Linked DNA regions of Mus musculus: region 1 is linked to region 2. The links are chromatin loops, found by intact Hi-C in ENCODE. Cell type or tissue: heart. All regions are shown on one strand.

Region 1 (8,000 bases), 100 kb before region 2:
AAGTATTTAATACCTTGGAGCACCTGAGAACCTAAACTCTGGTTACATTAGCACTGCTTCTGAGCCAATGGAGCTGAAAGAAAAAAGAAAATCTGGTGTGTGTCCCATCTTCATTTCATGATGGAGTGAGGGACAAGGCTCACGACTGTGTCTTTGTTGTTGTTGTTGTTTTGTTTTGTTTTTTGTTTTTTTTGAGACAGGGTTTCTCTGTGTAGCCCTGGCTGTCCTGGAACTCACTCTGTAGACGGGGCTGGCCTCGAACTCAGAAATCTGCCTGCCTCCCAAGTGCTGGGTTTAAAGGTGTGTGCCACCACTGCCCGGAGACTGTGTCGTTTTGATAGGGCCTTCCCAGCGTGACTGTGGATACTAAAATTACCACTGAGGAAATTCAGCCATGCCCTTGCTTTCCCCCAGGTTCAACTCTAAAGTCTCCAAGTCACAATATCAGAGTAGCTGAAATGGGTAGCAATTAATTTGCATGACTCGTTTCTACCCCTGGATCATTATTTTCTTTACCAAGGGAGAGTTCTATACGACCGACCCCAAACAGTGGGTGGTCTCCTCACTTCCTAGAACACATACATGAGAAAAGCCATCAAGAATAGGTTTGCAGCCATCTCTCAACATATGTGTGATGATTATTGGTTTACTAACTATTAATAAGAATTGTCCCAAAGTTTCCATTTATACTGAGTGTACAGTACGGGGTTCTAGCTCAGACTATTCTATTTGGCTTTATGGTGAAGAAGGGGGTAAATTTAAACCTGCCATGAACTTGAAGGTATGGGTGTGTGTGTGTGTGCGTGTGCATGTGCGTGTGTAAAGACATAGTGCTTTGACATTTGTGAAGAGGAGAGAGGGACTGGCAACACACAGACATATCCCTGGGTTCCCAGAAAAGCACACTTCCATAGTGTACCGTAAGCAGTACATTATTGGGACAAGGTGGTAAGGGGTTGGAAAAAAAGTTCCTGCTTTATACCCTTCATCTACCTTCATTGTAATAAACACATAATAAATACAATTTAGTTACAAATGTAATAAAAAACAGAATACTATAATGTAATGTCTGGGTCAGTGGTTCCGAGGCGCTGGAGAATATTAGCTGTGACATGAGGGGATCATCTCAAAAGCAGGTCAGCAACACAGCTGGTGGTTCTGATTCTTTGATCTCAGCCTGGTCATCTCCTGCTACCCAAAGCCCTCCCAGGAGCCAAGGGTGGTACAGATCTAGGGGTCACAACTTTGTGTTACCTCTTCAAGTACAAGCTGAAGTGCACAGGTGCCTGCTGGCATGGGATGCTCCTCAGGCAAAGCAATCGAAAACGCTGATAGATTCCAGTCTTGGACCAACCAGAGGGTATCACAGAACCTGTCACGATGGGCTTGTCAGAAAGCACTGAAGGCATCAAATGTGTTCCTGTGGAGTCCTGAAGAGCCTGAAGAGCCAGAGACCAGCTATGGAACACAGAAGGCACAGTAGGAAAGCCCAAGTAGAATGTGTGTGTGTGCCCTACGTGTTAAAGACATAAGTCTCCTTACCACCCATGATTGCGGTGGGGTGGGGGCGTCTAGCACTCAGCAAACACTGCAGAACTTCCCAAGCTTCTCCTATGCACATTTCCTGTCACAGCAAGTATATTGGTTCAAGGTGGTCCCGTGGATGAAAACAAACGCGAGCCCCAGTGAAGAAACCATCTCAGGGATTGACCCCTTTAGGGACAGATCCCTACCCCTCTCTCCTCTGGCCACCAGAGGTGGTGCCTCCTGGGGGTCTCAAAGCTCACCAGGGTTCAAAGCACTCAGACAGGTGTCAGACATCCTCCCTCTTGGCCCTTCCAGCCCTCACTGCTCTCTGTCCCTGTCTCCCTTGCAGGCAGACTGCAGCTCAATTAGGAAGGCATTCCCAGACCTCTCTGGGACTGGCACGGCCACATTGTTTGCATTCCCTGCCTATGGCTGCAGCTCCCGAGCCAGGAGGCATGCAGATGCAGTCTGTCTGCATCAGACTCTTATCTATTTCTGAGAAAGGACAGGTCTTTTAAGTCACACTTCCAGACCCGCGACGACAATCAGGATGATCAGTAAAGTGTCTTCTGGGCATGACAGTCCTTCATGGGACTCTTTGGGTGGTATTCTAGGCCCATGGGGACTCCATGTTAACTGATTTCTAGTCCATGCTCACTCAGGAGGTAGCCACTGACAAGCAGGGATGGGGTGGATGTGGGTGGTGAAATGCGCTTTTGCACTGGGACAGTGGAAGATGTCAGAAGGGCTCGGTGTGCAACAGAGGGGCTGGATGACACTAAGAAAGTCCCCATGGGTTTTAGACAATGGTTATGGTAAAGAAAAAACAGTCTTTGTTGGCTGGTGTGAAGGTCTCTTTAATACCACACGGGGGGTGGGGAGGGGGCACAGTCGTAGGTGGTTTGGTGTGGGATGATGGGATGACATGATGTCGGGAATTTGCCATAAAACATTCCAGAGAAGGCTGAGGGGTAGACTGATTACCATAATTACTGAGCTGGTGAGCCCGTAAGTGGGTTGTTATATCATTCTTTATACTCTTGTATCTGCTTAGAATTTTTCAGGATAAAAAGTTATTTCTAAAAAAGGATCTGAACGACTAATAATTCACAAATCATAAAATCCGGGATGGTGCTGAGCAGCAGCCGAGGTTGCCATGGGTTAACATTTTTGTCAGATGAGTGATAGGGACAGGCAGGATTTGGGAGCTCTTGGCTTTGTTTGTTTGTCTTCATACCAGCGAAAGCATTCCCCCCCCACACAGGGTGTGATCCACCCTCGCCTCAGACACCCCTCAATGTGGGGCTTTCTGGCTGCCAGAGTTGAAGCTGTCCTGGCCCTGACCAGACCCACCCTGAGGCTCAGCCCAACCCCACCCCCACCACTGCCCCTTTTCCTCCCATCCAGTCCAGTTCTCCAAGCCGTCTGGAGAAAATTATCCAAACCCCACGTAGAAAATTTAAGACCTTGGCAGTCGTCCCATAGATGACTCCCAAATTATGCCATTCCAAAGGTGGGGGGGGGGGGGGAAGGCCAGAAGTTCAGAACCTAGGTGCCCATTGTGTTGTCTGAGAGCTGTGAGCGCCACCTGCTGGCAGAGACTGGCAGAAAGGGACGCCAAAGATGGCCAGGAATTCATCCAAAACAGGGCTAAGTCTGTCAGATCTCTCATACTAGAGAGGATTCACTGATTAGCAGAAAGAGAACTGAGATAGAGGGTGTGTGCATGTGCATGTGCATGTTCATGTGGGTGTGCGTGAGCACTGGGACTTGTGTGTCTGTAGATTTATACATGAGGACTGACCACATGCTGAGCTGTGTGTGCTGGGACGTGCATTGGGATGATGTGGCTTCGCTCCAGAGTGAAGACAGTAAATAAGAAAATCCAGCTGAGCTGTATCCCTCCAAAGGAAGTTTCCGGATATCCACTCATCATTAATATCCAGCCCAGGCATGAGATATATGGATCTCAGTAATTGGAGTTTTCACGAGGGGAAAGTAAGGCCGGCAACATACTCAAAGCCCATCCTGAAAACAACAGGTTCCCTGAGGAGTTAGGGCACCTGGGGATAAAGATCTTGTGAGTTGATGAGTTCATCTTTTCTGTTTTGCAGAGAAGGAACCAAAAGTTTAATTAAAAAAAGAAAAAATACAAGAGGAAATATGTCTACATCCTTGTTAAGAGTTTTTTTCCACCATGAGTTCTGGTAACCAGTCTCCTCCACCAGTACAACCCAGCACATGCACCAGGAGGCTACTGGGGCTTCTGCCCTGTCCTGCCCTGCCCTGCCCTGCCCTGCCCAGCCCAGCCCAGCCCAGCCCAGCCCAGCCCAGCCCAGCCCTGCCCCATCTTTACCTCACCTTTTCTATTTTTCTCTCCCAAAAAGCATTTCCTGCGTCATAAATCTTGAGAAACTTATTGGTTTCCTGAGGCATCCCTTAGTCCAAAGATGTGGCTTCACAGCCCAGACCAGGAACCACCCTGAGGCTAGGGCTCTACTGTGGGAGCAAAGTCTCTCCTAGAAGGTGGTGGGAGGACACTAGCCCTCCACCTGTCTCTGAGGGCTCACAGGCACTGAAAACTTTCCCAGGCTTCCTGCAAACATTGCCAAAACCCCCAGCTTGGATGCCGGCCGAGGGTGACTACCCAGGGGGGGTGCAGCACAAAGTGGAGAGAGGACTCAAGTGGGGCTCCATCTCAGAAGCAACGCAGGGATCAGAATCTCCCTACTGCTTCTGTCCATTTCTTCTCTCTGAAATGACAGGCTTCTTTTGTCTTCTCCCTCTCAGGTGGAGCAGCAAGCCAGTCTTCCTTCTGCAAGCTCATCCCAGAAACTCACCAGAACAACTCTCTGGGGCTTTAAGCTCCTTGTGACTGCATCGACTGCTTTCTCACATGCGCGCTAAGCTATGCCTTGTCCTTGTCTCTAACCACACCAGCCCCATGCCTGAGTGGATGCCAATCCAACTGTCACTTCCTGCTTCCTAACCTCAAATGTTGATTCCTCTACCTGTGTGCTCCAATAGTTACTTTTGTTGTAGAGGCCTTCCTCAAATGGCACCTTTTCCCGGAAGTGTCTAGAAATAGTCCCGTTCTAAACTCAACAGAATCCCCTCTGGGTCTCCTGGGGTTTATTTGGCTTATGCCTTTTCTGAGCTTTGCGGGCTGCTGCAGTTTGCACCTGTTTGTGCCCATTGATGGTTCCCCTCTCTAGGGTTCTGAGCGCCAGAGGGCAAGTGTAGCACCTACAACATCCTGCCCTTCTTCACCTCCCACCCATGCACTCAGAGACCCAGCGTAGTTTCCAGTGGAGAGGAATTTCTTAGGGAACATGGGTACGAGTGAAGTCCCAAATGACTTGTGAGTTCTACTGTATAATCCAGTATTTTGGTTTCTGCAGTCTTGACTGTCCTTCCCAAAGGCCAGTGAACCCAAATGAACAACATACCATTGAGAGACAAACGTTTCACTGTCAGTGTACTTAGACACAAAGCCCCGGTGTTCCAGAGGCAGGATAGCTGTGGCCACTCTAGGTCCTGATCACACCCATTGTGGGGATGCAGACTCGGTGCCCATCTGTCTCTGGAAAGGACTCACTCTGGAGCCTAAGACTAACACTGAGAAGAAAGGCATCTAGGCAGGTCACACCTGGAGAGCCCCAGGAAACAAGACACAACCTGCCAGGTCCCCATTGCTCAGGAGTCCTTGAAACTTGGGTGCATAGGTGACAGCAGGTACAGAGACTCTGTGTGATCAGAGCTCAGGTCATAGTGAGTTCCTTTCTCATCTGCATGATGTCCTTGTTAAAGGACACTTTCAGATCTTCCCATCTGACTGAGACTACAGCCAGCAAGCAGAGTGCTTCCAGCAAAGACCTTCCCAGAGAGCGACCTTCATCCACAGCACAGTTAAGTCCTTCACAGTTGTGTGGATGCCAGAGAGTCCTGGTCATCCAGCGGTCTTACTGAGCATCAATAACAAATAGATGATTATATTAAGAACTTCCAGCCACTGTGACCTTTCGAGGTTATTGAGAGTTGTCAATTCACATGTGGAGGAAATGAGACATGAAAAAAAAATACATTTATTTGGATGAAGGTTTTACTTCTTAGAAAAATTTTGTGTATTTTTTTTTCTGGTTCTCTGAGGGATAGACAGTCATTATAACTAAATATTGGAAAAATCAAAAACTTTAATGAAGGAAAAAAAGTGCCTTGACTCTTACTATCCAAAAACCCCGTAGGTTCCCAATATCTTTACTTGAACGTGTTTTCTTTGGCTTATTTTTACAAAACTATCGTATGAGAGCTCTTGCTTAGAGACCCTGAACTCTTGCACATACGGTACCATGAACCCCTCTCCACGCCTACAATAGGCTACTCTGCAATTATTAATATGCTCCTATAATCCTAACATATACACATACTGTATTTCATTTCACCGAGCCCTCATGATTTCAGAAATACCCTGTTTTCATGCTTTTTATTTTAATGTCTCCGGATGGTGTTTCTACGTTTAGACTTGCCAAAGGATGCTCACCCTCTGCAGACTGCTGGTGCTGGCCCTTGCAATGACCGAACTACCCAGCTTGCCCCTCACTCCTGACGCATCAGCTGAAGGATGGGATGCCAAACCTGAAGGGACCCTACCTACATAATAAAGTTTACAGTGCCTCTGACAGATGGGAAGACAGAAGTCTGTAAAGGGCAAGGGGCTTTCTGCAATTCCAAAGGTGAGCTGGTGGGTGGCAAAGTGAGCGCTGCAGTGTTGGTGGCTACCTGCCCAGCAGGCTTCTCTACAGTCCACTGCCTCCCTTCAACCCGGGACCCTGAATTACATTGCTTGGAGGCACGCTTGGCAGGCTGTCACTCCTCTACGCAGCCAACACTGGGCATTTCCTGAGCTGGCATCTGCACTAGATAAAAGTCTGGGCTGGATGCCTTGATGCATTCAATACAGCCAGAGTCAACCAGGGCACCAACTATCCATTTTCTTCCCAGAGATTTGAAGAGGGTTCAAATCTTGGTTTTTAAGGGGAGACATCAAGAACAGGCAGTACAGTGGGAGCCCCCTGAGAACTGGGAGTTGGGGGGAGATTGAGGTGAAGTGGCTTGCAGGTTCGGAACTTTAAATGTTGTTATGAAATGAATGGCAGAGCCCCTGCTCCCCACCTCAGGCTGAATGGGGCAAGCTTCCATCTTGGCTGTGTGTGGCTCCTCAGGTACTGGAGCCAAATAACGTGTGCCTGGCCTAGGTAAGTGCCCCACAGCTCTGGAGAAAGCCTTCTGGTGGGGACTGAGCAGGCTGGGGAGGCCCTGCTTATGCTAACAAGGCACTAAATTAGGGCATTACACGCCTCATTTAGCACGACTGTGCAAAACCTAAAAGTACTAATAAATTTTCCTTCTGGGGTCAAGAATCATAAAAGGATAGATGATCAACCATTAATTAGCGGGGCAATTACAGCCTGCCAGCTTCTGTTCTATCTCTGTCTTCTCTCAAATGGCACAATTTGTTCCAAATGCTTTTTGCAAGCAGTCTTTCTTAGGGTTGGGGGTGAGGTGGCTTTAGCCAGGAGAGGGGCTCCTACTTTTCAGCTCTTGCCTGGATGTAAATGTTCTAGAAGATCAGCCCTGGGCATTTGATCAAAAGGAAAGCTGTTTCCCTTCATGCATTCGCTCCCTGCCCTCCCTCCGCCCCTCAAAGCCTGAATGCAAACCATAGGGCATCACTTATAGAAAAGGACAGCCATCACTCTGGGGTTCTAGGGACACCTGGACTTTGTTCAGTCTTGCAAAGCAGAGAGTCTCTTCTCTGAGTCCACTAGAAATTCATAGTTACACAGTATGGAAAGCTGGATGAGGGTCTTGTAATTCTTAGTTGGAAGTCTTTTTTTTTTTTTTTTTTAAAGATTTATTTATTATTATATGTAAGTACACTGTAGCTGTCTTCAGACACACCAGAAGAGGGAGTCAGATCTTGTTACGGATGGTTATGAGCCACCATGTGGTTGCTGGGATTTGAACTCTGGACCTTCGGAAGAGCAATCGGGTGCTCTTACCCACTGAGCCATCTCACCAGCCCTAGTTGGAAGTCTTAAACATGCCAGTTTCCATGCCAGCTTTGGTGGTCTTTATAAGTGCTGAGTATAAAGTGAAATGTTGGTTAAGAATCATGGGGCCTGACCAGGGGCTGGTGGTTCACGAATTTAACCCCAGAACTCTGGAGGCAGAGGCAGGGGATATCTGTGAGTTCGAGGCCAGCCTAGTCTGCAGAATGAATTCTAGGGCATCCAAGGCTACACAGAGAAATCTTGTCTCAAAAAACAAAAACAAACAAACAAACAACAAACAAAACAACAAAACCCATAGATAGATAGATAGATAGATAGATAGATAGATAGATAGATAGATAGGTAGGTAGATAGATAGATAGATAGATAGATAGATAGATAGATAGATAGATAGATAAA
Region 2 (8,000 bases):
GAACTTGGCTTGGCAGACCACATATCTGAGCTAGTAATATACTTTCTTTAAATAATCAAATTACAACTGGAGAGTAATGAGAGTGTGCAGGCTCTATTATAAGACAAAAAAACCACATTATTTTTCGGTCACTTAAAAATATAGAAGCTGGTAAAATTCATTGAATTAATTCAGCCTGATAGCTATATCCCAAGGGACACAGAAATTATCTACACTAAGCATGGAATTGTAAGCTAGGAACTTCCAAGTGCTTGCTGAATGGCCTTCCTATGGATCGCCACAACAGGCATCCTACCAGTACCGAAGCTTCGTGGGGCTTGAGGATTCCTTATGTAAGATACAACAGACAAAGAGTGAAGCAGGCTTGCATACAGGGCTTCTGTAGCAGCACAAACTTAACTATGCTTCCAAAGAGGCAGGAAACAGTCAAATATGACAGAAATGAAATTATTAAGATGAGATGTATACATTTAAAAAAGAAAGGAAGAAAGAATAAAGCAAGAGTGCCAAGAGAAAGCAATGGGAGCTCAGATAACCCGGAAGAGAAAGCCAGGATGAGGCGGTGCAGGTGGAAAAGGGCGAGCAGGGCTGAGGCACAGGCAACACCAGGGAAACCTGCCTGGCTCTTCTGGATATGTTTGTGACTGACTACAGAACTATAAACTCAACTTAAAAACTGCTCCCAACCTTGAAATCCTTCTTCCTACTCAGTGTTTATTTTCTTTCTTGTCAGAAAACATATACATTTAAGTATACTCTGAAATGAAAAAGTTTCATAAGCTCAAAGAAGGGACACTTATAATTAGCTAGACTCAGAAGTGCTGACTACCAAGAGTTATATAATAATGTTAATGCATCTCTGATCACCTTGGGCTCTCAAAGATCCAAGCAAGCATCCATGCTAGTAAGTTACCAGCATCTAAGAGCCAAACATGCTTCCAACAAAGCAAGGTTGTGGGTGGGATGCTATAGGCCTAAAGCCCAAGCAGAGCTATCAGGGTGATGGCAGCCTGGTCCCACGATGCACATCTGTGTGGGATAGGCTGATGTAGGGTGTTGGAGTGCAAGCATGATGAAGAGAGAGTTTCCAGGAAAGCCAAGTCTGGCTTCAGAGGAGAGGAACCCCAGGAGATGGGTAAGGGGAAAAATATGGGAAAGATGAGATGCAGAGACCCCTGACACAAAGGTCAGATCATGAACTCGGGGAAAGGAGTTTCTAAAGATCAGCCTCTGACAGGATGCCACAGCGTGTGAAGAGGACATGGCGCAGAGTGAGGCACTGTGGTGGTGGTCTGGTGTAAGACAGCTAAGATTCCAAGCTGGGTGAGAAGAACATTTGTGTAATGGGGGCAGCAGCAAAGTTTGGTTATACATTTAGAGGACTGATCAAAATATAATTGGGCTAAGGATTCTGGAAGTCAGTTCCATGCTGTTAGGATTACAAGTATAGAAAAGAGCAAAGTCAAGAACAAACCAGCAGAACTGGGTACAACCTGGAACAGTGAGCATCTACTTAAGTCTTCAATAGATACAGAAAATTAGGAGTAGGTATGCACATGTACACACGCGCGCGCGCGCGCGCGCGCACACACACACACACACACACACACACACACACACACACACACACACACCTTCTACTGAGAAGACCCAAGAACTCATACTCACTAACAAGTATATATAGTTCTTAGACCTTGATTTCTAAATATCATTCTAAAACAAAAAAAGGAAGGAAGAAAGTAAGTAAGTAGTTAAGTAAGCTTTGTTAGGGAATGAGCCGGAACATTGTGTGATGTGGTAGGATAACACCTACCACTAAGAGATGAATGAGGTCTAAGGATTAGCTACAGTGACACTCTGATTTTGCCAGTTGCTAGGAGAAAAATCTTTATTCCTAGGAAACACACATTCAAGTATTTGGAAGTGATAAGATTTTAGGTCAATGTCTTATTTTAACAATGCAGAACAAAACCAGTTCTTCCTAGGTAGCTGTAAGTTTTCTTTAAGCTTGCGATTGAATGGGAGACATGAAGATGCGGATGGGGTCCAGGAAGCCGGGGTAGGAGAAAATACTTACTGAGATCTTCTGCCAGCTGAACTCGTTTGCCAGTGAGCAATTTAACCTTCTTCTCACCGTCTTCTGCAAAATCTTCTAATACCTCTTTAACGTTTTTCTCTAGTCGCCTAACTGTTCAGAGTAAATAAAAACCCAGAAGAGCAGTGTTCATGAACTGAATGAGAACTAAGCATCCCACGTTAGTTATTCCCTTGAATTTACACTTCCCATTCTCTAGTACATTTATCAGCATCAATCTTACCCACAGTCTGAGGATGACGTGTTCTCAAGCCATAACAGACAGACATACAAACTTCAAAACCACCAAGTAGTGCTCAGGACGCCTGTCTTTTTATTTTAACTTTAATGGAAGTAGATTTGTAGCATCTTTTATCCCTATAATTTTCTAATTGTAATTTAATTTTTAATTAATATTTCAAAGCAAGTTATGATTCTAAGGTTTTTCTAATCAATCTGTTTTTTAGGAGTTTCTTACCTTCAGTGTTTGTAAGCTGCTGCCTTAATGTATTGGCAGTGATAGCGAGCATGCGCTGTATTCGCCAAAACAGGACCACGTCATTGCATTCCAGCTGCAGTGGTAAGCCGTTAAGAAGATCAGATGAAAATGTAGAAACAAAGCCTATGTTAATTATGTAGAACATATTTCCTAAGGTTTAGTAAAAATATCAGTGCTTATCTAACACACATATGCACACATACACACACACATACATACATACATACATACACACACACACACACACACACACACACACACACACAAACATATACATTATTTCTTTTGAGCTGAAATAAACTCAGAAAAGCACTTAGAAACTTCAGTTTAGTAACAACATAGATTAGCAGAGCTTTTCAAGGGCTATTTTAAAACATTTTTCTTTATGAGAAAATGTCAAAAGACATAAGTCTGCTGCCACCTAGGGGTTACTTTAAAAGGTATGAGAGCTATGCCCTTTACAAGAACTTAGAGTTCTTTTAGAGAAAGCAAGATTTCAGTGATGTGAGAAAATAATTATGACACAAAAAAGTGCATCGTAAAGTAGTATTACTATACAGTCTCCAGGGCACATGCCAATGGCTATGCTATACACACATCCTCCTCTTATATATAAACACAAAACTGTTTCCAGCTACTCTGGGGTACAAGAGACTGTCTCTCCACATTCTTACAGCTCCTGAGGATACGCACAGAAGTCAGTTACTGCTAAACTGGTAAATCTCTAACAAGATAAAAAGTTATTCTTTATAAGTTACACACTCTTTTCTTCCAGATGCTCAAGGGCTTAAAATTCATAGTAAAACTGAAGTTTACTTTTTACCATCTTTCATCAATTATTATTAAAATTAATTAATTAATTAATTAATTTATTTGAAACCTCACCTCAGAATCTATAAAATGCCTCTGGTAGTAATAAAAACCTCTGCGACAAAGGTTACAATGATTTAGAGCTGTTTTTAAGAAATGTCTTCTATAAACTTGATGCCAAGTATCCTTAATCTAAAATGAGAAAAGAAAAAAAACCAATGTTATAATAGATGTTGTTGAGCACTAAAAGTTACTTGTATACAAGATTTACTTTGAAAAGTTAACTGAAAGGCAGATCTTCAAGTTCGAGGCCAACGTGGTCTACACATCGAGTTGCAGGGCAGAGAGAAGTCCTGGCTCAAACAACAAAACAAACAGAAAAGGACTGTTGCCCAGCAGTGGTGGTGCACTCCATTAATCCCAGCATGACTGAGGCAGAGGCAGGTGGGTTTGAGGCTAGCCTGGTCCACAAAGAAATGCTGTCTTAAAAAAAGAGTTAATTGAAAGCAATAGCTTTAAGTGCACTTACATAATTTTTAAAGTCAGGTATTAGATTTATTAGTTTACATGCTTCAAAATCTACAAAGTTCTAAGTAAGCATGTAGCTACATTCAAAGTGTATTCATTCACTGTACAGAGTAGGTTGGTAAGGGATGATCTTTGCCTAGCTAGCAATGGGGAAGCCAAGGTAAGAAGAGTATGAAAGCCTCGTCTAAGGGCAGAGTTAGGACCTGGACGCTGGTCTCAGACTGTGCACACCAGCTGACAACAGTCAGGAAGCAATGCTTTCTATTAAGTTGCACGGTTAGCACAACAGTACCTCTGTGGCACTACAGTCCTGTCAGAGCATGTACTGTTTGTAATATCCAGTAACAACAATAATGCTAGTAGGCCAAACAAATACCAATCCCATCCAGGAGATGGCGAAAGCTTGAGTTATTGCAATTGAGTTACCAATTACTCAATTAAAGGGAGCAGTATGGGTAACACAATCCAACTGCTGAGAAGCCACACCCCCTGACATCCCATATTTTTATATTGAACAAAATGTAACTAGAAAAAAAACAAACTGAGACTTTGTTTGCAGAAAGTAGCAACCTATTGCACTCTACTCCCAAGAGAAAACCACCACTGCATTACCCTAAGTGTCAGGAAACTAGAAGTGTCAAAGCACACAGAGCTGAGCATTCCTGCCCTGACTCACATGGGGCCCAGACTGTTTTGCAGATGTGAGTTTTGGGTGGGATGATCTTGTAATATTTACATAGACATCTTGGGGGCAGGATAAAGGTCTAAACACAAAATTCACTTACATATACCTTACACACATAGTCTAACAGTAATGATATGTACTACAATACCGTGTACCTGCATTTTGAATACTGCCACATGAAGAATGTTCTTGTGACATCAGGTCGGGGTGGACAAAGTTCCAGGTTTTGGAGCATTTCTATTTTCCTTTGTTGAAGTAGGGTGGGTGCTCAACTGGCATGGCCTTCCCCCACCCCCACAGGTTTCTCTGTGTAGCCCTGGCTGTCTTAGAACTTGATCTGTAGACCAGGCTGGTCTCAAACTCACCATGCCTAGCTGCATGAACTTTTAATAATGAGAGTTGGGACCACGCAGACAAATTAGATCTATATCCAACTAAAAGTCTCATGTTCAATTTATAGATAATGTAACACGTACAGCAGCTTAAGTACTTAGGTTCTTAGCAGGTTTCTTGACTTGACCTCAGGCAGAATGTAAAGTGAGCCCAGAGACATGCAAGCAGGGGTCTGTAACAGTAACCACAGTGGCACAGGAGATTTCCAGGCTGCTTTCCTCACTGGATTCCTTTTTCTAATTGGGTTTCACATAAACTTTTTTTTCTTTATTTTAAAGATTTATTTATTTTTATTTATGTGAACAGGTGTTTTGCTTCTGTGTATGCATGTGTGTGCGCCACATGCGTGCTGGGCCTGCAGAGGCTGTCAGATACTCTGGAACTGGAGTTACGGATCATAGTTAGATGATTCCAGGAACCAGACCCAGGTCTTCTGTGAGAACAAGTGTTCTTAACTGCTGAGCCGCCTCTCCAGCCCTTAAGTTAACCTTTAAAAATTTTCAGTCCACTATATTTGCTGTTGCTGGGTGGCAGTGGTGCACACACTCAGGAGGCAGAGGCAAATGGTTTTTATGAGTTTGATGCCAGCTTGGTCTACAGAGTGAGTTCCAGGGCACCTAGGGGTATTTAGCCAGGGGTACAAAAAACAAAACAAAGCAAAACAAAAAACAAACAAACAAACAAAAAAAAAACCAGCCCAAAATCCAAAAAAACTCTGCAAATAAGCATTATGAAGCTAAGAAAAAGGCTGGCCTAACACGCAGAATTTGTTCTCATAGTTCTCATCAGGAATGAGGAAAGTGAGATAGGATCCAATTCAATAAAACATTAAAATGCATGTTTCCCCCTAAATCTACTTGTACCTAATTGAGCTACATTGATTGCAAACATTGTAATTACCTATGTTGCTGGGAATGGTGGCATGCCCCTTTAATCTTGGCACAGAACTTAGGTGACTCTGAGTTTGTGGCCAGCTTGGCCTACGTAGTGAGTTCTAGGACATCCAAGGCTATATAGTGAGACCTTATCTAAAACAAACAAACAAACAAACAAACAACTCCCCCATTCCCCCAGCACACATAAATATCAGTCTATGTGAACAGGCCATATATAGATAAAAGTGAATTGCTGTCCTCTAAAACTGTAAAACGGAGCTGAGGCAAGGTCTGGATGCCTTTCATCCCTTCTGTAGGAACCCTAATTTCTAAATCTGGATTTATGGAGTCCCCCTGTAAAAAGCAAATGGAAGCTAAGCTTGCTCTTCTTCATAGACTTGAAATGACTATCATTAAGGCAGTAAATGTGCACGTTGAACACAGTAGAACTCAGCACTCAGATCTCTCTGTAACCCATCAGAGGCAGGACTACTGCATTGCAAGGCGCACAGATTCAGAAAGCTGACCTCCATCCCCTTTCCTTCTCTGAGGAAGAGCTTGTCTAGAGTCCTATCCAGTGTCACTTTGTAGCAGAGGATGACCTTTCAGCTCCTGCCTCCAGATCCCAAGGGTTGCACCTGTCACCACATCACCTTGTCCATGGTACTTCTTGCTTTTTGTTTTGGTACTTTTGGAAAAAAATTTTTTTGAGTTGAGGTTTGAACCCAGGGTTTTGTGGTTGCTAGACAAGCAATCTACCTCTAAGCCAAATCACCAACTCTTTGATAGTATTTCTTTCTTACCAAGCTTGGATCGACTTCCACTCCTCGAGACTCCAGGTTCTTCCGGACTGTGGTAATCTCATCACTTGCCAGGTAAGCTGGGTGCTCATCATTAACCTTCAGCATCTTCTCCAACTCGTTCTTGGTTTCGTTGTGAACACACTTTAACAAGTTAAAAGAAGGTGGGTGAGACAGCTCAAACTTCGCACTTGTGAAAAGAGGCCCGGTTTAATAAATGTATTACTACTGCATTACTACTGTTAATTACAGTAAGATATAAACTAGGAGGCTTAGGAGCATAGCCACTGGTTCTTATGAATGCTTAGCCCTAGAATCTTACTTGTGGCACAGTGTTTTATTGATGAAATCAAAGCACTAGGCTCCTTAGGACAGACTTTTATTCTTGACTGTAGAGTATACTTTTTGTGTAAGAAAAGGTGTCTATGTGTGCCCATGTGGGAAAACGCAATATTCTATAAATGCCTGTAAGGACTTAGACTTTGTGAAGTGTTTCTGTTGTAACCAATGAAATATCAAGTGAGTAGTTTGATGCTATTTGAAAGAAGCTCTCCCACTAAAGAAATCATACTTCAAACTATTCCTGAAGTACTCCACTTCAGCCTCTTCTTTGCAATGTATTCATCTCAGCAAGGAAGAAAACATACACTCGAGTTTCAAAATAAGACTCTTACTTTGGCCAACTCAGTTTATCTCATTATTTTTCAATCTTTTATTCTGACATGGATGATAAAAGACATGAGCTTCTTATCACTACTTAACATCAATAATCTGTAAGAGAACTCGCCTGGAATTGTATTTTGCAACTGACCAGCTGTGATAGAAAGTTAAGTTTCCCAGGCCATTCACACAGCTCTATTCTGTGCAGTATGCGTGGGAAGCAGGGCCCAAGATTTCACACCTACATTGCTATCATCACTGACCCAATGCTAAAACAACAACTCTTTCAAAGAAAACTTCTTTTTCATTTACCCTGGCTATCTGTTCCATCAAGACAGTGAGAATGTTTCACACAGTGGGATTTTCCTACAAAACTAAAGAAAGGTTACATAAAGGCATAAAATAGCATGGAAAACAAACAAAAACCCAACACACATTTATTTTTATATTGTGTGTGTGTGTTTGCCATCTGAGTGTGGGTGCCCACAGGCCAGAAGGCAACACAGAATTTCTGGAACATGGGTTCTGGGATCTAAACTCCAGAAGAGTGGAAAGGTCTCCTAACCACTGAGATATTATCTCCCAGTCCTGTGGGCTTCTCATCTTTAACAAAGGAAAATCTTTTCTTGCTAAGTCTTGCCATTCACGATGGCAGAGGAACTGCACACAGCTATCT

The links. Hi-C counts contacts between places; a loop is a spot of excess contacts. Peaks named below come from ENCODE experiments on the same cell type or tissue, not always from the same donor. Only the 100,000 strongest peaks of a DNase experiment are listed, where the experiment ranks them.
Region 1: a loop joins it to region 2, with 2.5 times the contacts of the local background. A loop is called at or near these places in 7 of 42 quality-filtered maps.

What each region holds. Positions count from the first base shown.
Region 1 is chr16:29,724,168-29,732,167 of GRCm38, reverse strand. No RefSeq gene overlaps it. Among named protein-coding and RNA genes, the nearest start is that of Gm46567, 85 kb to the left of the region's middle. In heart, CTCF peaks have their summits at 2,933 and 3,149 (motif pointing left); DNase peaks (open chromatin) are centred at 2,826, 3,127 and 6,377; H3K27ac peaks cover 915 bases; H3K27me3 peaks cover 4,376 bases.
Region 2 is chr16:29,624,272-29,632,271 of GRCm38, reverse strand. It overlaps Opa1 (OPA1, mitochondrial dynamin like GTPase), which reads right to left. Exons shown (of 29, transcript NM_133752.3): 24 at 6,668-6,808; 25 at 3,459-3,575; 26 at 2,553-2,646; 27 at 2,078-2,188. Among named protein-coding and RNA genes, the nearest start is that of Opa1, 49 kb to the right of the region's middle. In heart, a CTCF peak has its summit at 3,009 (motif pointing left); no DNase peak of the experiment used is centred here.